Linked DNA regions of Homo sapiens: region 1 is linked to region 2. Evidence: read pairs that join two places in POLR2A ChIA-PET (ENCODE). Cell type or tissue: PC-9. All regions are shown on one strand. Each heading gives the region's core, and the rest is flanking DNA. Links, peaks and the distances in the headings are about the cores only.

Evidence for each region. Peaks named below come from ENCODE experiments on the same cell type or tissue, not always from the same donor. Only the 100,000 strongest peaks of a DNase experiment are listed, where the experiment ranks them.
Region 1: POLR2A ChIA-PET joins it to region 2 with 9 read pairs; 9 of 35 experiments call an interaction of 5 or more read pairs at or near these places.

Annotation. Positions count from the first base shown.
Region 1 is chr3:32,477,000-32,489,697 of GRCh38, reverse strand. It overlaps CMTM6 (CKLF like MARVEL transmembrane domain containing 6), which reads left to right. Exons shown (of 4, transcript NM_017801.3): 3 at 1,662-1,760; 4 at 5,601-8,386. The coding sequence ends at 5,738. Among named protein-coding and RNA genes, the nearest start is that of CMTM6, 20 kb to the left of the region's middle. In PC-9, for the core only: no CTCF peak of the experiment used is centred there; no DNase peak of the experiment used is centred there.
Region 2 is chr3:32,360,537-32,373,234 of GRCh38, reverse strand. CMTM8 (CKLF like MARVEL transmembrane domain containing 8) reads right to left here. Exons shown (of 4, transcript NM_178868.5): 3 at 5,247-5,363; 4 at 2,914-3,351. The coding sequence ends at 3,268. It overlaps LOC124909361 (a long non-coding RNA gene), which reads right to left and starts at 1,877. Exons shown (of 2, transcript XR_007095859.1): 1 at 1-1,877. In PC-9, for the core only: no CTCF peak of the experiment used is centred there; a DNase peak (open chromatin) is centred at 6,434; H3K27ac peaks cover 1,330 bases.

The DNA of each region.
Region 1 (12,698 bases), core at 2,345-10,344, 120 kb before region 2:
ACCTTTTAGAAGCAGAGAAAACCTCTTTTTTTTTTTTTCTTTTTTGAGACAGAGTTTCGTTCTTGTCACCCAGGCTGGAGTGCAATGGCACGATCTCGGCTCACTGCAACCTTGTGCTTCCTGGGTTTAAGTGATTCTCCTGCCTCAGCCTCCCAAGTAGCTGGGATTACAGGTGCCTGCCACCACACCCAGCTAATTTTTGTATTTTTAATAGAGATAGGGTTTCACCATGTTGGCCATGGTGTTCTTGAACTCCTGACCTCAGGTGATCCACCTGTCTTGGCCTCCCAAAGTGCTGGGATTACAGGTGTGAACCACCGTGCCCGGCAAGAAAACCTCTTACATTTTATATAAATGTTAAGTGAATGATTGACAATTTAGGAATTCTGTGTTAAATAGTTTTATTGATTTTTTTTTTTTTTTTTTTTGAGATGGAGTCTCGCTCTGTCGCCCAGGCTGGAATGCAGTGGTGTGACCTTGGCTCACTGCAACCTCTGCCTCCTGGGTTCAAGTGATTCTCTTGCCTCAGCCTCCAGAATAGCTGGGACTACAGGCACCCACCACCACGCCCAGCTAATTTTTTTTGTATTTTTAGTAGAGACAGGGTTTCACCATGTTGGTCAGGCTGGTCTCGAACTCCTGACCTCGTGATCTGCCCGTCTCGGCCTCCCAAAGTGCTGAGATTACAGGCGTGAGCCACCGTGCCTGGCCAGTTTTATTGATATTAGGTTTAGTGGAGTTTGCAGTTCAGAAAACTCAAAAAGTATCAGACTTAAAACCCTTTGGAGTGGCTATCATTTTACCAAGTTTCCCTTTCTGAATCAAGTATATATGTCATTACTGTTTTCAGTTGGCATATGAGAGCCTTGTGAGGTAATGCCTGAGAGAGCACTTGGAAACCCATGAAACATCTCATGATTGTAAGCTGCATTATGATAAGATATGGAAGCTTTTATGTAGTAGATAAACTCATCATATAAGCTCACTGTAGATTACCCACTTGGAACAGTTGAAGGCAATGTGTTATTCCAGAAAGCTTCAGTGTCTAAAAAACACACTATTGGCATACTTCTATTTAATAACGGGTGGTTTTTAAAATTCTTTCTTTTAGAAAGTGCTTTCAAAGCATTGGAGTGCTCTCAGAGATGTCATCCTACCATAAAATACTTTGAAAGGAAAGAAAAATGCTTTTTTGCTGGAAGTAAGATGGAATTGTAATAAATGCTTTGGCTTAGATAATTTTAATATGTCCCAGAGAAAAAGAGGACACACACAAACACTTGCACGAGATACACACGAGATCTTTTCCGGGACTGTTTTTTTTTTTTTTTCTTTTTTTGGACTGGATAATAAAAAATGTCCCAGTTAGCTGGGACTACAGGCTCATGCCACCTCTCCTGGCATAGGGGATTGTTGTTATTAAAAGTTTATCTTGTAATGTGTTCTCTCAATAATCCCAGCCCAGTGTGGATACTGTTTTTTTACAGGGTATTTATTGAATGCCAGGCTTATTGAAAAGTTAGAAGTTTGGGTATGTAAGTTTGGGTTGTATCAAGAAAAACAAGTAAGTAGCCAGAGCTTTTTAAAGTTAAAAATGAAAAAGTTCATTTCCATGAATCTAACTGTATTGTATTCCTTTTGTGTTTTGTATGTATGCATAGGATTTTTATATTACTTTGGGAACAGGATGTGTGTTTTTGTTGGCATCCATCATTTTTGTTTCCACACATGACAGGACTTCAGCTGAGATTGCTGCAATTGTAAGTACCTTGTATTTTTAACATTGCTTATTTTTGTTTCCTTAGAAATATGGAATTTGGAGAGTACTTGACAAGTTATACAGCATGTTAGAGTTGTTTTTCTTATAACTTACTTTTTAGTGTAATTTTGAATAGAAGACCTACAAGCAAATCAATATGATAGCCTTTAAAACCTAGAGCCTATAGAATTTGACTGAATTTTGTTTAAAAAAAATCCACTTACTCCACATACCGTGTGTTATTGCTAATGGAAGTGGTAAAATTGACTTTATTATTTTATATTTCTCCACTTTCAGTTCAATAAATGCACACCTACATGCCAGGTGTTTTCTAGGTATGGAGAATATATGGGAGAAATGATTCAGAGACTCAGTCTAGAAAAGGAGACGGAAAAGTAAAATTGTAATGGAGTTTGTTAAATGAACCAATAGCAGTTGTTCTGAGACTGGGTGCCGTGGCTCAGGCTTGTAATCCCAGCACTTTGGGAGGCCAAGGTGAGAGAATCACTTGAAGCCAGGAGTTCAAGACCAGCCTGGGCAAGCAACATAGTGAGACCTCATCTCTATAAGAAGAAAAAAAAAAATAATAGAAAAAAAAGTTGGTCTAGACAGCAGTTTTCAGTGGGTTATACATATCCTTAAAGTTTCATCAGACTTTTCAAGGAGTATGAGGCAGAGATAGTGTTGAGGAAATTAATTTCCAGCTTTTAAACCTCCATATGTAATCTTTTTTAAAACTTGTATGTCTGAGAATTTATCTCTGGTGAAGGAGTCTCACCGGCACTTTTCCACCTTCCCATTCACAGTCGCCACCTACCTTGCCCCTCAAAAAGAAAAAAAACTTGCTTGTCCTGAATCTTGCTGGATTAGTTCCTTCTTGCCCTGCTATATAGAAATACCTGACACTGGGTAACTTATAAAGAAAAGAGGTTTAATTGCCTCATGGTTCTGACAGCTCTATAGGAAGCATAGCAAGGGAGGCCTCAGGAAATTTACAGTCATGGCAGAAGGCGAGGCGGAAGCAGGCACATCTTACATGGCCAGAGCAGGAGGAATAGAGAGAGTGGGGAGGTGCTACACACTTTTAAACAAGCAGATCTTGCAGTAACTCACTATTACAAGAACAGCGCCAGAGGGGGAGTCTGCCCCATGATCCTGTCACTTCCAGCTAGGCTCCACCCCCAACATTGGGGATTATAATTTGACATGAGAATTGGGTGGGGACACAAACCCAAGCCATATCACTTATTATGGTGGATTACCCTGAATTGTAAAACAAAAAAACCCTTGAGTACAACAAAGAGACAGTTGAAAATAAAGATCCAATTTTTCTCTGAAATTCTTGGGGCCAGAATTTTTTTCTTTTGGATTCAGAATATTCTGGATTTTAGAAAGGTAGTGCTGTACATATGCTATATTACACAACACCACTTGAGGGCCTGCGACAGTACCCTGTAATCTAACATTGGTATATCTGAAGTAAAACATATGAATATTTATAGTAAAAGGGATAAGAAAAGACTAAGTAGTCTTACTCCATGTAAATAGGCTTACTTTGTGTCAATTTTGAGCCAAGTGAATCATGAAAACCTTGAGTTAATGTAGTTCTTTGGGTTTCGGAATTGTAAATTAAGGATCATGGCCTTGGACTGGTAGCAGTGCTGTGAACTTGAATGACTAGCAACTGGACAACAAATCATCTTGCAAGTCAGCTGGTTTCCAATTAATACTTTGTTTTTAACAAAATTGAAGTTAGGCCGGGCGTGGTGGGTGGTGGGTCAACGCCTGTAATCCCAGCACTTTGGGAGGCCAAGGCGGGCGGATCAGGAGGTCAGAAGTTTGAGACCAGCTTGGCCAATATAGTGAAAGCTTGTCTCTACTAAAAATACAAAACTTAGCCGGGCATGGTGGCAGGCGCCTGTAGTCCCAGCTACTCGAGAGGCTGAGGCAGGAAAATCGCTTGAACCGAGGAGGCGGAGGTTGCAGTGAGCCAAGATTGTGCCACTGCACTCCAGTGTAAGTGACAGAGTGAGACTCCATCTCAAAAACCAAAAACAAAATTGAAGTTGTAATTAATAGAGTTGTCAGCTAATACATCATTAAAACTGCATTTTATGATAGAAAACTCAAAAGGAGTTCAGAGAATTGCATGGCTATATTTATCTATTCATATGACAACAGTTTCTTAGCACTTACATGTGTAAAAACAAAACATAGAAATAAAATTAACACTGAATCTTGATTCATTCTAGCAATAAGCAATATTTATTCATGGGTACATGAACCAATAGAAGAGAAAAATCAAAGTTTTAATAGGGCTTTATGGTTAATTTCAGTTTAGAAACATTTTTGTTGCAGAGGAGTATGAGATGGTGATCAATAAAATAATGAGTTTTTTAACTCATTTTTAATTTTAAAAAGCTCTGGCTACTTATTTGTATAAAAATACATTACTATAAAATTCTGTGGGGAAAGTGAAATGAAGTTGAGGAAAAATTGAGTTCCAGGGAAAAAATTTACAGCTATAAAAAAAATTTTTATATTTTAATTAGACTGTCCCAGTATTTATATTTCATTGGATATATTTAATAGTGACAGGTAGTTTAAAAAGCTGATATTTATAATATGCTGGAAATTACCTTTTGTAACTATTTAAATTATGAAAAGTTTTATAGACTTAAATGCATGAGGAAGTTCTTTTTTTTTTTTTAATTCAGAAGTGTGTGAACAAAAGAGCTAGAAGATGACTTGTGGTGATCAGAGACAGCTTCAAAAACAAGGGTGACATTTGGTCTGAGTTTGATGTATTTAAGAAAGTTGCCAGGAAAATAAGGGGATAAATGCCATCAAGTCAAAAATAAAGATTCCAGAGGGAAAAAGACTTGGCTTTTGTGGCGGGGGATGGGAGGGTGGGAGGCGTTGATAATTAAATTTAGATTGGATATGTTGGGGATATCTGGGGGACTTAATGAATTTGGAGCTCAGTTTACTTTGTGGTAAAATGAGGTGGAATGCTTATTCTTTAGAGGGGGGAGGAGAGGTCAGGAGACTGCAACAGACTGTAAGAGAATGTTATTAATAAAAATCGTGGAGATAGGGAGTTTAGATTTGGAAGAGACTTTAGCCATCACCTACATCAATTTTCTCTTTTTTACAGAGAACTTATCTGGCCCCCATATCCTTAAGGGTTTTGCTAGTGGAGAAGCTAAATTTGAAGCAGACGCATGGTCTTCTGTCTCTTGATAGAATTCTCAGAACGTATGATCGTATTTTAGAAGAGAACAGTTGAGGAAGTGATTTAAGGAAGAGGAAGTAGGTAGTGGCGTCATGTCACTGTGTCATTGCAGTGTGACAACTGGAACATTATTTAAGTAATTTAACCTAATAGTATCTTCAAAATGGAATTTCTGTTTTGATATTAATAACTTTTTTCATTTTCACCTAGGCTGAGTTGCCTAGTCACGTATTTTCCTTATCGCATCTGTGGGTCAATCTAACCATGCAAATATTTTTGTTTTGTATCATTTTATAGGATTTAATGTTTATCTGTTAACCCTACTTTCATATATTAGCCCTCCACATATAAACATGCACACATAAGGCAGAACATTAATATTTTGTGAGACTTTGACTAATAGCCATTATTCTGGAAGTTTTTCTTTTATAACTTCTTTCCATTTTTTGATGACTTAAAAAAATTTTTTTTACCATTAAAGAGTAGTCGTGTATAAGATAAAATTCATGAACATCTTGTTTATATGAAACATTCTCCAAGCCAAGTAGGAAATGTAAGATTATATTCCAAAATTCTCATATAACCTTTCCTCCTTTTTTTCCTCAGGTGTTTGGATTTATAGCAAGTTTTATGTTCCTACTTGACTTTATCACTATGCTGTATGAAAAACGACAGGAGTCCCAGCTGAGAAAACCTGAAAATACCACTAGGGCTGAAGCCCTCACTGAGCCACTTAATGCCTAAAGACTCTGGGGAGCAGATGTTACCTAAGGTAGTGACCCTGCATTGTGGTGCCTGAGCCCTGGCAGAAGCTCTTGTAAAATTTGTTAATTGTTTAAACCACTTCTTTTGGAGAGCAAGGGGAAGGTCAAGAAGGCAGTTTTATCAATATTGTGTCAGTCACCACAAAGTAGGCCAGATAAGTTAAAAAAAATTTTTTTTTAAATAATAATTGAAACTTATCTCAAATGGAGATTTTGGTGGGAGGAGGAGAAAACAATTGTTTTTAAATCACACAGCTCAACGGTTGATAAATGATTCTGTCATTCTGTTACAGGTCATTCTTTTACTAGGCTTAGCTTCCAAATTATGCTTTATAGCTGTATAAACATCGTGATTATATTCATCTACTTAGAAATTGTTTTATTTTTAAATTAATTTGCTTAGCTGTTTGTTTTGATGCTTAGATTATGTTCTGTTAATGGGAATTTAACATATTTAAGAAACCAATATTTAAAATGTTGGTCTAGGTTTTTTTCCTTAACATATATTACCAGGCTTTACTGTATTTCACTCAGCCTTAAATGTTATAATATTTTTGGATAACGGTTATTAATTCTTTGAGACCTTCGTATAGCCTATAAAATGTATGGGAGATGTTGGTATTTTATGTGTATAAAAGCAACAATATCAGCAACTTCGTGTTTATACTGCACCTTGGTTGTTGATGTCAAGTAAAAAAAAGATTGTTTTGTAACACATAAAAAAATGGAAGAAACTGATACCACACCTAAGGACCAAAGATAAGAAAGACTTTTTGCCCAAGACAGTGAAAGTAATTATAAAAACAAGCTTTGACCACTTACCAAGTATCTGAAGAGATGAGTTCATACTATGATTTAGAAAGTGGTTCAATTCCCCTGTTGGCATATGATTATTTTTACTAAAATTAATACAGCTCTGTGGGTCTTCCTTAGTGTTTTCTTTGAAGCCAATCTGTTTTTTTTAGGACACCAGCCTTTGGTTTTTCATCTGTTCGAGATGCCTCTTCTCTGTCTCCTTATCAGATAGAAATGGAGTCATGTGCTGCTGCTTCATCTAGCAGAGGTTGGCCTCTGGCTCTGACACTTTTTGTCAGTTGTCTTTAGGTGGTCCTGAATCTTGGGCCCTTTTGATTGTGAATACTGTGTAGCAGGATCTTGAGAGTCCTTGTTCTTACATAGGCATTGCTCTAGTTTGTCTTTGGCAAAAAAAAAAAAAAAAAAAAGTAAATATCCAGGGAACCCTGCCCAGACTAATACTGTTGGTGGCATAAGAGAATCAAGCCATTCTCAAGAGATAACTTCATAACCAGAATTGTCTGTTGGCTAGCAGCTGTCACAGATAGGCAGGGCACTTGGGATATGACCTTTCTGTCCAGGTGATTCACAGACTAGACCTTTCTTATCCTCCTCCTAGAGTTTTGACTTGGGACTCTAGTGTTAAGATGATGAGCCCGTGCATCAGGTCCTTCTGCACTTTGGTGGAAGTCTCCCAGGGTAGGTTTCCTATTTGAAACAGTGGAATCATGTTTCCAGTGATAAAGTTTAATGACCTCATCCTTTTTTTTTTTTCTCATCTGCCATTTGTGTGTCTTAGATGGGTTTTAATTGCATGAATGTGGCTAATGTGGTTCTCAGAAATTGGTCAGTATGGCCCAACATAGCTTCTGCTCTGTCTTACTGACTCAATACCTTTAGGATTTGTATCAGAGTTTGGATACTAGTGTTAGTGGTGGTGTCACCACTACTTAATTGGGAGATAATGAAACCAATCATGGATGCTGTTTTTATTGGGCATGTCATCTAAGAGAGGAGAAATAGCTGGGTTTTGGGTCTAATTATGAATAAGGACTGATTCAGAAAACGAGTTTATGGTAGGTAGACTAAAGTTTCACATCAGACTGTACCATTGTGATTTAGACCTATCTAAAATTCAGAGCATATCATCTGGGCTACCTCAGGGTCACCACCCATGTATTGGGCTTAGTCAGGATTGACAGATACATTCTCAGCTGGCCTGTCATATAAAACATACTGTCATTGAGCTTAAGCTCCGCTTGTTCTGAGGTTTCACCTCCATGTGTTTCATTGGTGCAAAAGTGGATCTCTTAGTTGGTCACTTAATTCTTTCTTTTTCAGAAAGATAGTATGTTCACTGGTATATTTGGTCACTCTTAGAACCTTCCTTCACATTGTTTTTTATGGGACCCATGAATGGTTAGCCTTTCTTTTCTATTGTAGAAGGAAATAAATAGGAGTAAAAAGACCATTGTAGTAAATAAGTTCAAGGGGAACTTGGGACCAGAAACCACTGTTATGTACAAAAAAATGGCAAATTCAATAAACTCAAATTTAAAATAATTTTTAAATTAACAGTTATGATAAATTTTATATTTTATACAAATAGATTGCTTAGAATGGTTCTCAAGAATTATAAGAGAAATGAACTCACAGTACAAAAATTTTATAATTACTATACTTGTGTTTTGTTTGGGGGCTGGGAAATGTATTTTTACATTGTAGCCAATCATTTTATATTTGTCAATTTAAATCTTATGGGTCTTTTTTTTTTATCTCTCTTGATGTCAGATTTTATAGTCTTTTTAAATAAATCCATTTAATTAAAACGTTCTTACCTTTGTAAGTGTTTATTACAGAAGTGTGATGTTTAAATGAAAAGCTGTCTCTGTAGTTGTGGGAGTTGGCTGCACAATCTTGTTGAGTGCCTATATAGAATACTAGATTTTAGATATATCTAGGATAGAAAAGAAACAAATCCATTTCCCATCCATAAACTGTCCCTCTTGTTGGAAAGTTAGAATACACATTTAAACAACATTTTTAGGGAACCACAGAGGAAGACTTACAAATGGCTTTAAATACTTCCAAAGAAGCAATTTAGACTCCTTGTCACATTTCTAGATGTGGCTAACAATGCTAAAAACAAAATAGGCACATTATCTTAGGAACTGTTCAATGATTGGGAAAGTGTGAAGCAAAATTATTAGGGTGGTGCTGGTAAAACTACAGCTATTTGTGTAGTTTGCGAAATTCCTGCCTCCACCCTGTGTGAGAATAACAGGGTCTTTATAGTCATCAAGAACTCACTGGAATTTGTACATTCTTCAGAGTTTAGAGTTGAGTTTTGTTTTGATAAAGAGCATTGTATCAATATGCAATAAGCTGCAAGAAGCAGAAAATCTAATTAAATGTGTCTTAAACAGTAAGAAAAACTTATTTCATAAGACATCTGGGTACATTGGTGAATTCAGTGGCCAAATTTTTCTACAAGTACAGTAATGTGTGTCATAGAAATTGATATAATAAAGGGGGAGGCTGGGCGCAGTGGCTCACTCCTGTAATCCCAGCACTTTGGGAGGCCAAGGCAGGCGGATCAGCTAAGGTCAGGAGTTCGAAACCAGCCAGGCCAATGTGGTGAAACCCCATCTCTAGTAAAAATACAAAATTTAGCTGGGTGTGGTGGCACATGACTGTAACCCCAGCTACTTTGGAGGCTGAGGCAGGAGAATCGCTCAAACCCCAGAGGCGGAGGTTGCAGTGAGCCGAGGTCATGCCATTGCACTCCAGCCTGGGAAACAAGCGCAAAACTCCATCTCAAAAAAACAAACAAACAAACAAAAAAACAACGGGGTGGGGGGAGAAGTATTGTCTTTTCCCCAACATTTTTATATTTAGCTACTTTTTAAAATTTTTGAATTTGTTTGTTTGTTTTGGAGACAGAGTCTTGCTCTATCCTTCAGGCTGGAGTGCAGTGGCGCCATCTTGGCTCACTGCAACCTCTGCCTCCCGGGTTCAAGCGATTCTCCTGCTTCAACCTCCTGAGTAGCTGGGATTACAGGCGCATGCCACCAAACCCTGCTAATTTTTTTGTGTTTTTAGTAGAGATGCGGTTTCACCATGTTGGTCAGGCTGGTCTCAAACTCCTGACCTCAGGTGATCCACCTGCCTTGCCTCCCAAAGTGCTGGGATTACAGGCATGAGCCACGGCGCCTGGCCTGAAATATTTCAAGTACTGGAAGCACAGAGGATAATACCTGTTGTAGACTCCACTCACTCACCTTTAATAGATTATAACATTTTGCCATATTTGCTTCAAGGTTGTAACTCTGGTTCATTCATTTTAAATGCTGTTTGGTATTTCATTGTATGGATATGTCACAATTTACTTATTCTCCTACTGATAGAAAAATTCTAACAGCATTTTCAGCTTTTGACCATCTTAACATTACAGGGAACAAATGTATTTGAACATCTCTTCTTGTGCACATGTGAGAATTTACATGGTGGGTAACTACTTAGAAGTTAAATTGTCTGGTGGGTCAGAAGGTACGTTATGATTTCAGCATGGCTAAATATTTCCAGATGGATCTCCAAAGGGTAGACCCAGTTTATATTTCCCTCAGCAGTGAATGAGGTGCTGGTTTCCCCACTCTTGTAATGCACTTAATATTAGTTCAACTTAACATTTTTGCTCGTCTGGTACTGAAATGGTGCCTCTTTTTTTTTTTTTTTTTGTATTCTTCCTGTTTCTGGTGAACCTGATTGTCTTTTCACTTGTTTGTTGACCTTTATTTCTCAGAAATAGAAAAAATAATCTGAAAATTCATATGGAAGTGCAAAAGACTCTGGATTGCCAAAGCAATCTTGAGGAAAAAGAACAGATCTGAAATTAGCCAGGCGCAGTGGCCTGCACCTGTGGTCCAATCCACTAAGGAGGCTAAAGTGGGAGGATCGCTAGAGGATCCTAACAGCATTTTCTCCCAGGAGTGTGAGGCTGAAATGAGCTGTGATTGTGCCACTGCACTCCAGAGTGGGTGACACAGTGAGACCCCATCTTAAAAAAAAAAAAAAGCCAAGCATAAAACAATTTTGAAATTGCACTATCAGAAATTAAGGTTTGATCAAGTCTGTGTTATTAACATAGGTAATAAAAAATAGCCCAAGAAAGCCAGCAACAGACCTATACATATATATCCACTTAAACAGAAGCAACATTGTATGTCAGAGAAGGGGCCACCCATTGAAACAATAAACTAGATGGTGTGAGGCATTCACACAATACATCAAAACCAAAGTAGCATCAAGTACTAAATATAAGATGTAAACCTTTAAACATTTTAGGAAGTATAGAATATTCCTTTTTTAAATTAATTTTTTATTTATAATTGACAATTATACATATTTATGGAGTACAGTATGATGTTTCAATATATGTGTACATTGTATCAAATCAGGGTTTGTCATATCCATCACTTTAAACATTTATTATTTCTTAGTAGTGATAACATTCAAAGTCTTCTAGCTATCTTGAAATATACACTACATTGTTGTTGTTTGAGACAGGGTTGTTTTGTCGCCCAGGCTGGAGCACAGTGCAGCCTTGACCGTCTGGGTTCAAGCGTTCCTCCCACCTCAGTGCCCCCGAGTAGCTAATTTTTGTAGTTTTTGTAGAGACGAGTTTTGCCATGTTGCCCCAGCTGGTCTTGAATTGCTGGGCTCAAGCGATCCTCCCAAAGTGTTGGAATTACAAGGGTGAGCCACCACTGGCCCGCCTACATTATTCATTTCTACAGTCACTCTGCTGTATAATAGAACACCAGAATTTATTCTTCCTAACTGTAACTTTGTATCCATTGGCCAACCTCTCCCAGTCCCCACTCCTGCAAACTCACTACCCTCCCCAGACACTGGTAACCGTTATTCTACTCTCTCATTCTGTGAAATCAACTTTTTTAGATTCCACAGATGAATGAGATCATGTGGTGTTTGTCTTTCTGTGCCTGGCTTATTTCACTTAACATAATGTCCTCCAGGTTCATCCATGTTGCTGCAAAAAAAAGCAGGATTTCATTGTTTTATGATTGAACAATATTCTATCGTGTATTTCTGTACACACATGCCACATTTTCTTTATCCAGTCATCTGTAGATGGACATTTGGATTGATTTTGTATCTTGGCTATTGTGAATAGCACTGCAATAAATATGGGAGTGCAGATAGCTCTTTGACATACTGATTTCACCACCATTGAATGTATTCTCAGTAATTAGACTGCTGGATCATATATGGTAGTTCTGTTTTTAATTTTTGAGGAACCTCCATACTGTTTTTCATAATGGCTGTACTAATTTACATTTCCACCCACAGTGCATAAGAGTTTCCCTTTCTCTAAATCCTTGCCAACATTTGATATTTTTGGTCTTTTTTTTTTTTTTGAGACAGAGTCTTGCACTGTCGCCCAGGCTGGAGTGCAGTGGCGTGATCTTGGCTCACTGCAACCTCCACCTCCCAGGTTCAAGTGATTCTCCTGCCTCAGCCTCCCGAGTAGCTGGGACTACAGGCATGCGCCACCACGCCCAGCTAATTTTTGTATTTTTAGTAGAGATGGGGTTTCACAATGTTGGCCAGGATGATCTCGATCTCTTGACCTTGTGATCCACCTGCCTTGGCCTCCCAAAATGCTGGGATTACCGGCGTGGGCCATTGGCGCCTAGCCCTATTTTTTGTCTTTTTAATAGTCGCCAATGAGCTCATAGTTCATTGTGGTTTGATTTGCATTTCTCTGATGAATGGTGATATTGAACATTTTTTTCATGTATCTGTTGGCCATTTGTATGTCTTTTCTTTGAGAAATGTCTATTTAGGTGTTTTGGGCATTAGGTTTTTTTTTTGGCAGGGGAGGCTATTGAGCTGTTTGAGTTTCTTGTATATTCTGGATATTAACATCTTGTCAGATGGATGGTTTGCAAATACTTTTCTCCCATTCTATAGATTGTCTCTTCACTCTATTGATTGTTTCCTTTGCTGGGCCACAGCCTTTTGGTTTAATGTAATTCCATCTGTCTATTTTTGCTTTCATTGCCTGTGCTTTTGAGGTCTTATTAAAAAAATCCTTGCCCAGTCCAATTTCATGAAGCATTTC
Region 2 (12,698 bases), core at 2,904-10,903:
GCTGCATCTTCAGTTAGCATTTCTAAACGTCTACCTTCTATTACAGAGATATTTCATGTATTTATAATCTTTTGTGTGCTGATGCCCCGAAGGGATTTTCCTATGAAGGGAGCAACTTAAAAATAAAAAATAAATACTGATATCGAACATCCTCTTCTCTAGATTTTCTTGTAGTTTTCAAAGGTTGGCCAAATATTTATCTTTTGGGAGCAGTAAGTTGGAAATAGCAATAAAGAGAGATTAATTGCCTAAAGCACTTTATTGATTTGCCATGAGTGGGTAAATATATCAAGTTAAAAACTCACTCTGCTCCACCAAAGAGGACGTGAAGGTTTTGGAATGGCTGAGAGGTGAATGCAGATGGCAAGCGCAGATGGCAGAGATGAGTTTAAGTACCTTGTACACTATCCCTGTAATAATATTTTTCAAGCCCCCAGAAACCTATTTTTATGTTGACTGTATTGTGTGTGGCTTTGTTTTCTCTTGTTTTTTAAGAGAAAAAAATTAAAGCAAACCCAATTCACAACTTACAGCTCCAATCTGAACAACAGAGAATCATTTTGTTGTCTAAAAACCTACACTTAAAGCTTATTCATGAACGAAGTCTCAGTATTCAAAAGATGAAATAATAATTTCTTTTCAGTGAAAAATAAATGCTTTTTGCTGTTATTGTTTTAGTGAACTCTCAGGGTAACATAAAGGATCATGCTTCTGAAGAAACACCAATAAAGACAAGACAGCAAGTGCCCCTGCATGGACACAAACTAGGCATTGCTCTTTTGAAACAGATGCCTTTGGTGCTACCAGTTCAAGAAAGAACTAAAATTACAGTCTACTTGAAGGACATTTCAGAGTGTGGTTTACGGCACTTTTCACCCCAGAAGTTACGTTCTATAAATGTGGCCGTGATTATAGAAATGACACACACATGCTTGCGTGGAGCATAAAAGCAGGCTTCTTTCTGTTTCCAGAAGCAGGCCTCTGTAGGTTACTGTTTTTTCTGACTTTTATGGAGTGTTGTTTGCAACATAAAGTACTTGAAAAACCCACAGGGTATGTGGAAGGTGCACATGCTTTGGTGAGTGTGAGAGGGAGAGCTGGACGGAAGGGCAGAGCATGCCAACTGTGACTAGTTATTTCAGCTTTTCTGCAAAATCAGTGATGACTGGGAATCAGCTCCCCAAAGATCACATCACCAGTTGCCTACAGGTCTGTGTTATGGAAGTTCAGCCTTCCATGGCTTGCTACATTTTGGGCACAGAGTGGCCTTGTGTGCCCCCCGACACCACCTGCTCACACATCCATACCCTACACTCACCTCTCATTTTTGGAGCTTCCTTCCCCACTACCTCTTTGGGCGGGCCTAGTCCACAACCCCAGAACATTCTTCATTGGTACTTTCAAAGGTCTGGGGTGGGTATGACTAGACACTGAAGAAATCTCAACTCTCCTATGTAGGGGTAATCAGAGCTTGGATATGGAATTAGAAAAAGAGAACCAGCACAAACAGAAAAAAACAGCACTGCTAAACAGGTGAGAGATCAAGAGGCAGAGGCCATGGGAGTCATATCAACAGAGCGCACAGCTTCAGCTTTGTTCACGCTCATCAACTACACTAACGTTTCTGTGGTTTTTTGTTTTTCAAAAGCTCATATTGAAAAATCATCCAAGATACACTGCTGTACTAGCAAGAATCGTCCTATCTAAAAACACTTCCTCTAAGTTCATACTGTCTTGCTGATGTGAGTTCTTCTCCTTAACTGATAATATCTAATAATGATGTTATAATATTTTTGCACTGGAGATTTGGAATATTGAAACCTTTTGGTCCAGCAGTGTCTTATTATTAGTTTTTTTTTTTTTTTTGAGACAGGGCCCCACTCTGTTGCTCAAGCTGGAGTGCAGTGGCATGATCACGGCTAGCTGCAGCCTCCTCCTCCCAGGTCCAAGGGATCCTCCTATCTCAGCCTTCCAATTAGCTGGGACCACAGGGGTGCACCACCATGCCTGGCTTATTTTTTTGTATTTTTGGTACAGATGGAGTTTTGCCATCTTGTCCAAGCTGATCTCGAACTCCTGGCCTCAAGTGATCTGCCCACCTCAGTCAGGCTCCCAAAGTGCTGGGATTATAGGCATGAGCCACTGTGCCTGGCCTGGCCCAGTAGTTTTCACAAAAGATAGCACACATGTTACTGTGGTCAGCAATTTTTTTTTTTTTTTTTGAGACACAGTCTTGCTCTGTCAGCAGGCTGGAGTGCAGTGGTGTGATCTTGGCTCACTGCAACCTCTGCCTCCTGGGTTCAAGTGATTCTCCTGCCTCAGCCTCCCAAGTAGCTGGGATTACAGGCACCCGCCACCACGCCCAGCTAATTTTTGTATTTGTAGTAGAGACGGGGTTTCACCATGTTGGCCAGGCTGGTCTCGATCTCCTGACCTCGTGATCCACCTGCCTCGGCCTCCCAAAGTGCTGGGATTACAAGGCATGAGCCACGGCGCCCAGCCAGCAAGATAATTTTAAGATATATTCAATATATTCAGATATTTATCCTTTTAATAGTTATATATTTTTTTATAATGCATATTAGAAAAAATATCACAAGCACGTCAGTCACTGCACTTAGTAGCATAACTTCCCATGAGCTTATCACTGATGTCCAAGGCCAGGTCTGAATAGATGCTTTCTGGGGCAACCTGTTAGCATATGAAAATCATGAACACTGATCTATGATCCCCAGAATTGGGGAGATGAATCTCCCGCCTCTTTGCCCTAAGACTATGGATAAGTGTCACCTGACAATATCATACGATGCAGCCCTGTGAAGAGGGAGACTTCCCAGCCTCCCACCAGCCTTGACAGCCTAGCCTCTGGCTTCAACAGGTAGGTCTCCTTTCTCCAATCAAACACAACATTACTTGGGATTTTGCAACATTTAATCAAAAAAGAATCTGGCATCTTAAAAGTTAGGTTTACAAACTTGACACATTCTCAATATTAGCAATTTATCTATTTAAACATTGTCTAAGAAAATATGATCTATGAAGACATTAATACATTAATAAGATACTTAAGAGTTCATTATAAGCTACAACACTTTGCAAATAAGTATCCAGTTTAATTGTAACAAACCACAATTTGTGAGCAAATTTAAGAATATAAAAAACATTAATTAGTTAAATACAATTCTCTGGGAATATACATTATACCTACAGCTGTTTTTACAGTGAGAGTCTTCCTTTTTTTTTCCTTTTAATTATCAAAATGGTAAATCACTGTATGGTCCTGGATCTCCATGCTATAAAACTGAAATATGTATTTCCAGCGTAGCAGATGGTGACCAGGAAGGCAAAGAACTGGAGAAAACAAAGCATAATAGAAGTGGGGTTTAGGGCACATCCTAATTAGCAAAAGTTATCATTTCACCTCCATTGAATCACCCACTCACTACCTTTTCTTGATACCAGGCTTTGCCATCTAAAACTACTTTATTGGTTCAATTACTATCCTTCTCAAATGATTTCTGGTTATGCTGTTTTTATTTCGGAGAACATCTGAAAGCCTGTAGTTTTGCTCAAATAACCTCAGGGAGTTCACTTAGGAGTGAATACGGCGGCAGTGCATCTGAGGAAAGTGTATCATTTCTAATGTAGCACAGGCAATCTAGGTCCGGGGTACAATCTCGGATTGCTACAGTGTCAGTTCACATAAATGAGTCGAGTGGGCCAGAGTAAGCAATGAGCCCACATGGTATGTGAGGTGTGAACAGGGAGGAGGAAAATGCAGGCCCTTCTTAATTAATGGGGCAGCCTCCACCTAGTTCTAGTCCATTCTTGCTACGTGTTAACTTGAGCCCAGTCTTGACGAAGCTTGTGATTTTTAATGTCACCGGCATCCATATGCTCTACTTTTATTTTGTTTTTTCGAGACGGAGTTTCGCTCTTGTTGCCCAAGCTGGAGTGCAATGGCGTGATCTTGGCTCACTGCAACCTCTGCCTCCTGGGTTCAAGCAATTCTCCTGCCTCAGCATCCCAAGTAGCTGGGATTACAGGTGCCCGCCACCACCCCCGGCTCATTTTTTTTTTGTATTTTTAGTAGAGATGGGGTTTCACCATGTTGGTCAGGCTGGCCTTGAACTCCTGACCTCAGGTGATCCACCCACCTAGGCCTCCCAGAGTGCTGGGATTACAGGCATGTGCCACTGTGCCCGACCAATCTACTTTTAAATAGAGATCTTCAAACAGAAATAAAAGTAAAGAATATGATGAACCCCCATGTACCATCAATCAGCTTTGACATAATCATTTTGGCATTTCTGTCTAACTGCCTCCCTCCTTCCCCCGATAGGCTTCTTTTGGAGATGGGCTATTTTAAGGCCAATCTCAGAGAGATTCTTAATACCAGTTTTTTTTAATTAGAAAAATAATACACACTTATGGTTTAAAAATGCAAACAGAAGTATATAAATTAAAAAGTAAGGTCAGGCGCAGTGGCTCATGCCTGTAATTCCAGCACTTTGGGAGGCCAAGGCAGGAAGCTCACTTGAGCCCAGGAAATCCAGACCAGCCTGTGCAACATAGTGAGACTTAGTCTCTACAAAAAAGTTAAAACATTAGCTGGGCATGGTGGTGCAGGATTCTAGTCCCAGCTATTCAGGAGGCTGAGGTAGGAGGATGGCTCAAGCTGAGGAGTTCCAGGTTGCAGTGAGCTATAATTATGCCACTGCACTCCAGCCTGGGTGATGGAGCAAGACCCCTTCTCTAAAAAAAAAAAAAAAAAAAAATAGAAGTTTCTTGTCTCACTCCCCTCATTTCCCGATCCCAGTCTCTAGAAGGAACCTCTACTGGTATATATTTTTCTAGGCATTCTCAATGCATAAACAAATATTTTCACTTAAAAAAAACTAAATGGAATTATATTCTGTTCATTTTCTGCAACCTTCCCCCACTTACTAAATTATAGGCAGTAGAATTATTCTTAGCATGCTTTAAACAGCTTTTCTCCCTTGAATACTTATCTTGTTCCAGTCATTCGGCATTCACTCAAGCAGTCTCCCAGCCTTTTCCCACTTCGGGCCAGGAGGGCCCTCTGCCCCCTGCCAGTTTTAGATATTTTCAAATCAATAAGCCAATTGCTAATTTGTCACTACTGCAAGCGCTGCTTTTTCCTGCAGATGACTCTGTCTTCCCCAATCCCAAGCAAGCCTTGGAGAGGGAAGAGGAGGATCATGTGGGGATGGAGGGCTACTCACCGATGAGGCCGCCCAGCTGTTGAAGTTGTGACTGTCCCTCTCAGGGGAGACGGAAGATGCATCTACAACAGCGGCAGAGAGGTACAAGACGAAGGCACTGCCGTTAAAGCACAGGCCCTGGGGGGACACAGGGGCAGAGTGTTTAGGGAGAGGGGAGGGTCTGCATACCTCTGGACTTCAGAAGTGATGAGGGCTGTACCTCTGGTGTGGGGAGGGGCCCAAGTGGACACCTGTGGGAGGGTGGGGGAGAAGGCTGTGGGAAGGCAGCTCTAAGTGCGAGAGGAGAGGGTTTTACGGCAGCTCATACCAGATGCCAACCCCTGCCCCCACGAGACACTGAGACTGCATGCCGCCCCTTCAGTCATTTTGCTTCTTCGGTTTGCTCCTGAGCCTCATCTCATCCAGATGTCAGCCAAGCTGATGCTGTCTGAGGATGGCAGGCAGCAGTGGCGCCCACTCGGTGGGCTCAGCCTCAGCCCCTGGCCCTCAGCCGCAGCTGTAGCCCTTGCATGTGTCCCTGACGTAGAGGCGCAATACAGTGTCCCCCAAAACAGGCCCAGCTGATTCCCTAACCCCCCATTCCAAACAGGGAGGGATATTTAAATGAGCTCCTCTGTCCTAGCTGCAAGTTCTTAAAAAGGCGGTTACAGCCCTTTGGGAACTAATGTTACCCTTGGCTTTACCTTATTTGTTCCTATTTTTAGAGAAGATATGTAAGTCCCGGTAGGTATTTGGTTTTCAGTTATGTCTAAACTCTAAGAAACCATGCTCTGAACCATGCATAGGAAACCATGCAAAGCTGGGTCCTGCCTGAACACAGGGGAGAGGCAGGGGTGAGGTGAAACCAGAGCAGAAACCAACTGGGGAGGAAGGGGGATGCCTCTCAGGAGTGGGCCCTCTGTGGTCTAACATCTTTCCCTCAGTAACTTGGAGACAGAGGAAGGGGTAGGGGAAAGGGAGGAAGCAATCTCTTTCTTCTCAGAGAAAAAAAAGCTACATAGAATTTTCCCACTGCAGGCCCTGGCCTTGTGGCAGAGGTTGTATGTTCCTGTCGCCACCTCCACCTGTGCTCACACTGTCTTCAGGTCAGGGCACTTAACCTTTAAGACAAGGGCTTCATCACAGTCAGACCCAGGGTCAGGCTGCCGAAACTGTCCCCTAAGAAGCCCTGGTCTCACTAAATGACTCATTAGGAATGTCGGTTGTGTTCTTTTGTTTACTTTTTGGTCTAGAAACACATCTGTGCATTAACACAAAAGCTCTTACTGGTATTATTTCCCCATATCACCTCTTAGAATATAGAGTCACGCAAATTTAATACTTGCCAAGCCATTTAGTCTTGTCTTGCCACTAATACTTCATAATTTAACTTTTCCCCTATTGATGGGCATTTCAATGTTGCTAATTTTTCAAGGATTACAAATGCTACTGCAACGAACATCTTTGAGGATGGGTTTCAGGGCTCTCATGCATGTCTAGTTCTTTATACAAGGAAAGAATGAATGAGAATGAATGAAAGAGAATTCAGGGAAAGCTCAGCCTGGCCAGAACTGCCCTGACGTCCTGGGCCTTGTGCACGAGCCCATGTGGACGAGGGGGCCAGAGAGGAGATGGGGAAAGAAAGACTCTCTGAGTCTACGACCTGTGAACATGCAATGATCCCATCTCTCAGTAAGTATGGCCCATTTTTTCTGAACTCTAAAGAAACAAGAAACTGCTATTTCCCTTGGAAAGAAATGGGGAAGGGGAAGAGGGTTGGTAGAGACGTGAGTAGAAGGCAGGGGCATTCTCCCTCTGTGCGCCCCCCACACTGGGGGCTCTGCCAGTTTATTACAAGCCTCTCTCAGGCACTATCTCACAATGCCTAACTTTGTGACTTCCCTAGTCTTGTTTAACACTCCCAAAAGTAAACATGTCCGGGGAATGCCTGGGTTGGAGGAAATGTAGTGAAAATAAGTGGAGAGATGAAAGAAAAGAGAAGAGCAAAGAAACCAGGATCGTCATAAAGGTTAAAAAAAGAAATCTGGGCTACAGAAATGAAGGAGGGATATGTGAAGCTTCAGAGGGTTCTAGAATGTTACTGAGTTTCATAGAAACATGAGGTCTTGTTGCTATAGAGAAATAGGCCCTGGATCAGAGACTATTCAAGTTGAAAAATCTTATAGCTCCTCCAACTGAAATGCCAGTTCCCTGGGCCACAGTGAAAGAGAGCTACAAGGACAATATAGTAATTTAAAAATTCCGCTGGGTGCAGTGGCTCACACCTGTAATCCCAACACTCTGGGAGGCCGAGGCGAGTAGATCACCTGAGATGTCAGGAGTTCGAGACCAGCCTGGCCAACATGGTGAAATCCCATCTCTACTAAAAATACAAAAATTAGGCAAATGTGGCGATGGGCCCTGTAATCCCAGCTACTCAGGAGGCTGAGGCTTGAGAATCACTTGAACCTGGGAGAGGGAGGTTGCAGTGAGCCGAGATCACGCCACTGCACTCCAGCCTGGGTGACAGAGTGAGACTCCATCTCAAAAACAAAAACAAACAAAGAACAACCAAAAACACACACACAAAAACAGAAGGTTTCCAACTTCTTTTTTTGGAGGAAGGGAGGAGAGAGAAGTCTACTCTTTTCTGAAAGTCAATCCCTCCTTGGTATAAAAATGTTCTCTTTCTCTCTTTTTTTTTTTCTCAAATACCGGCTTATTTTTACCCAGCTATGCATAGTACTTGTGGACATATTAAGATAAATCTCAGATCTCAAGATAATGGAAAGAAGCCCTGAGATAATATACAGTTAGTAAATTTGGCTGTGGTGACATGACCCAAGACGGTGGCTTAGGAAAGAGAGTTTACTCCTATCTAAGGCTTAGGCAGCCAGAGCTGGTCTGGCAGCCTCGGGGTGACAGGGACACAGGCTCCATCCACAATACTTGGCCATCTCCAGGGTCTCACCATTCTCCACATGGCCCAGGAGGTGTCCCACTACCACAGCAGAATCCCAGCTGCTAGGAAGGGGAGGAGGGGGAGAAGAAAAAAAAGCAGCCCCACTTTAGGGCCATGGTGCTTCACACATCACTGCTGCGAACATCCCCTCAGCTGGAACTCAGTCCCAGGGCCCACCCAGTGGCAGAGGGGCCAAGGCTCAACTGAAACTTCTATTACTACAGAAGAAAATGGATAGTGGGGGATAATGAGCAGCTCCTGTCCCTAGTGTTACATCTATTCAGACAGCTAAGAAGGCAAGATTTTCAGGCATCTGATATCCTCAAGAGTCCTCAAGAGTTTAAAGACATAGCTACCTAGGTTCACCATCTGGCATACCCAAACCGCTGAAAATTTAAGTGAACATTTGGGAAGGATGGCTCCCCTGGAGCTTCACCTGCCTCTCTTCTTAGCATTTATTTAAATATCCCTCTGCTTAGTATAATCAGCCTTGTACACATCTTTTCCATCAGAGTCCATTTCTTTTCTGTCTTTTTTTTTCTTTTGAGACAGAATCTTACTCTGTCACCCAGGCTGACTGCAGTAGCGTGATTTTGGCTCACTGCAACCTCTGCCTCTCAGGTTCAAGCGATTCTCGTGCCTCAGCCTCCTGAGTAGCTGGGACTACAGGCGCATGCTACCACGCCTGGCTAATTTTTTGTATTTTTAGTAGAGATGGGGTTTCACTGGGTTAGCCAAGATGGTCTCGATCTCCTGACTTCATGATCCACCCGCCTCAGCCTCCCAAAGTGCTGGGATTACAGGCGTGAGCCACCGCACCCGGCCTAATTTTTATTTTTAGTAGAGACAGGTCTTGCTATGTTGCCCAGGCTGGTCTTGAACTCCTGGGCTCAAGTGATCCTCCTGCCTTGAACTCCTAAAGTGCTGGGATTACAAGGCATGAGCCACTGCACCTGGCCCAGAGTCCATTTCTTAAGGGTGGTAGGGATGTCCGCTTCACCTGCGGCTTGCCTTTCTGGCTCTCTAGTCCCTATTACCACACATTGGTGGAAGAGACACTCATGCTTGACAGAAGAGATTGGGTCTGGGCAAAGGCTGAGGAAAAGGTACAGGCTGATGCTGGCTAAGAATCCCCTTTTCCCTCCCCACCTTGTCTACAACCAGCTAGTAAAGGAGCTCAGTGCTACTCAAAGTGCAGGAGTGGTATCAGCACTATCTGGAAATCTGTCAGAAAAGCATGTTCCCAGGCCCTACCCCAGACACACTGAATCAGGTCTGTTGGGAATCTCCATGTAGGTTTCATCTAAAAAGCTGTATTTTGAATCCACAACCAAAAAAGAAAGAAGGAAGATATGATAAGCAACTAGAAGAAGGGCTGCAGGATACAGGAGATGGGCCAATGCAGCGCTCACAGCTATGTGGCTTTGGGGAAATAACCTCTTCAGCTGCTTCGTCTGTGGCAGAGCTGCTGGCTGTCTCCTGCTATGTTTCTCTCTTATTATATGGTAACGGAGTTTCCAGCTGAGCACATGGCCACCTAAAGATTCCACCTTCCAGCCTCCTTTGGAAGGAGATGTGGTCAGGTGACCACGTTTAGGCTAACAGAATGTGAGCAGATGTAACATATACAATGTCAACACTGTGCCTTAAAGGGAAGAAGTACCCTCCACTGCCCACTTTTTACCTTCTCTCCCCCTGACTAGGAATCTAGATGTGATGGCAGGTGCTGAAGCTGCCACCTTGGACCACAGGCCAACTGTTAAAGATGGCAGAGTCACAAGAAAGGAGGAACCTGGGGCACAGGTGATCTTATAGAACAGGTGACTTACTTCTGGACTATCACAGGAGAGAGAAATAAGTTTTAAACCAATGTTGTTTTGGACCTCTCTTATAGGGATTAAACCTACCATCAAACTGATTGTACTCAATTTACAAAATGGGAAAAACTATACAAGTCTCACCCATCTCAAAGGAGACCATATTGTTAAAGAGTTGTGTAAACTATAAAGTATACACAGTAACTTACTTTTCTTATTCCTGTTTAATGATTGTATCAGCTAGAGGCCAGAGGCAGTCATTTAGAAATTGACTGTGCCCGTCAGGCTAAGGCATTTGGATTGACTGGTTAAGAGGAGACAGGAAGACTCAGTGGATCCTGGTTATAACATGATCCCACCAGGTGACAGCAGGGACTTAGGCCTGTAGGTTCAGGCAGGCTGGCTGGAGACAGAGCAACAGGAAGGTCCCATTTTCTGACTCTCAGCCCCTGCCAATAAGTCATGTGCTCAGTTCTGGCACCATCATTAGAAGAAGGGTCTTTTGGAAGATTTACAATAACAAATGGGACTCTTTAGAACTGCTATGCTGAAAAGACTGCCAAGACCCAACATCTGGGCTGGCACTTCCTGCTCAGGATGGCACAGTGGAAATGGCTACTTCCAAGGGCAAGAGAAACTGGAATATCTGTGTATACTGGGAGCCAAACAGACTCCAAGGTTCACAACTGTGGTTGGTATTAGAAGACCTGCCTCCCATTCCTGGCTCTCAAGCATCCTCTCAGTGCCCCAGTTTCTTCATCTGCAAAATGGAAATAATGCATTCTATCTTTGCAGAGTTACTGTAAGGATTAAATGAAATGATGTAAAATATAAAGGACCCAGTGTGACATCTAGCACATAGTATGTACTTAAGAAATAGTAACTGCCGGCCAGGTGCGGTGGCTCTCGCCTGTAATCCCAGCACTTTGGGAGACGAAGACGGGCAGATTACCTGAGGTCAGGAGTTCAAGACCAGCCTGGCTAACACGGTGAAACCCCGTCTCTACTAAAAAAATACAAAAATTAGCTGGGCGTGGTGGTGAGCGCCTGTAATCCCAGATACTCAGGAGGCTGAAGCAGGAGAATTGTTTGAACCCGGGAGGCGGAGGGTGTAGTGAGCCGAGATTGCACCACTATACTCCAGCCTGGGCAATAAAGTAAGACTCCATCTCCAAAAAAAAAAAGAAAAGAAAATAGTAGCTGCTTTAACCGGTAAAAGGAGACAAACATCTCTGCTCTCTGGAGCTCACAAGGCTTGCAGTGAGGTCAGCAGGGATGAGCTACAGAGGACGAATCCTCAGGAAACACATGCATGTAGACCCTAGTGCTTGGTGCTATGAAGAAGGCAAATTTTATTGCTTTGAACTTTTAGCTTAAATCAGATTTGTTGGAAAACCTATCCAAGTCTCCCTGAATAAATGGTATCATAACAGTTGTAGCCCAGGAGCTCAGAGGTGCTAGTAGGAACCAGCTGTGGTTTCTGCTGCATATTAAAAATGGATATAGGTCACTTTCTACCTCCCCAGACACATTAAGGGGATGAGCTATTGTTAAGATAAGATTCCAATGCAAAGTTCATGCCTTATCAATGAAGGCACTACACGCAAGATTATAAAACTCTGGTTTCTGCAGTGGTCTCCCAGACAAGTTCCCAGGGGACTAAAACCAAGTCTACCAATCCCTTCTCTACAATCTTAGATTCCCTAAATGCTCTGAAAAGCAAGACTAAATTCAAAAGTCATTTGGTAGTAAAAGCTGACCTGAGCTGACATGGTAGCAATGTGGTCTTCATTATCCCTCTTAGCAGGAAAATCCACGTGTTGTTGCAGAAACATTAATTTGTCTCATTACAGTACAGCCCCAGACTCAGGGGTACATGTCACATATTGTTGTAAATGCACCAAATTACCTTATTACCTTTCCAAAATTTGAAAGAAAAAAAAACTCTTAGGCTGGGCGCCGTGGCTCACACCTGTAATCCCAGTACTTTGGGAGACCGAGGCGGGTGGATCACCTGAGTTGGGGAGTTTGAGACCAGCCTGACCAACATGGAGAAACCCTGTCTCTACTAAAAATATAAAATTAGCTGGGCGTGGTGGCGCATGCCTTTAATCCCAGCTACGCGGGAGGCTGAGGCAGGAGAATCGCTTGAACCCGGGAGGTGGAAGTTGCAGTGAGCTGAGATCGCGCCATTGCACTCCAGCCTGGGCAACAAGAGTGAAACTCCATCTCAAAACGAAACAAAACAAACTCTTAATTCACATCTGACCCAAAGGTTTTGACTCAGAGATTATGGATCTATAACTATTTTTAAACCAGTGTTTCCCACATTTTAGATGCCTAAGAATTATCTGGAAATCTTGTCATAATGGAGATTCTGAAGCCCTCTACAGAATTTCTGATTCAGTCAGTACAAATCAGAATTAGAGTAGGGCCTAACATTCTGTATTCCTAATAATCTCCCAGTGATGCTGCTGGTCCAGGGACCACACTTTGAGCAGCAAGAGTTTAGGCAGTCCAACTCGGCAGCAGGAGCCTGTCAGCTGCCTCAGCACAAAGTCCCAGCCTGACACTTGCTATGCTCCTGATTTGTGCTGGGACACGACAGTTGGGCTGGCATCTGAATCCCCCACAGGCTGTTCTGTAAGAGATTCTGCTGGGCAGTGGAAAATATGGAAGTTTAGTCAGAGCCTT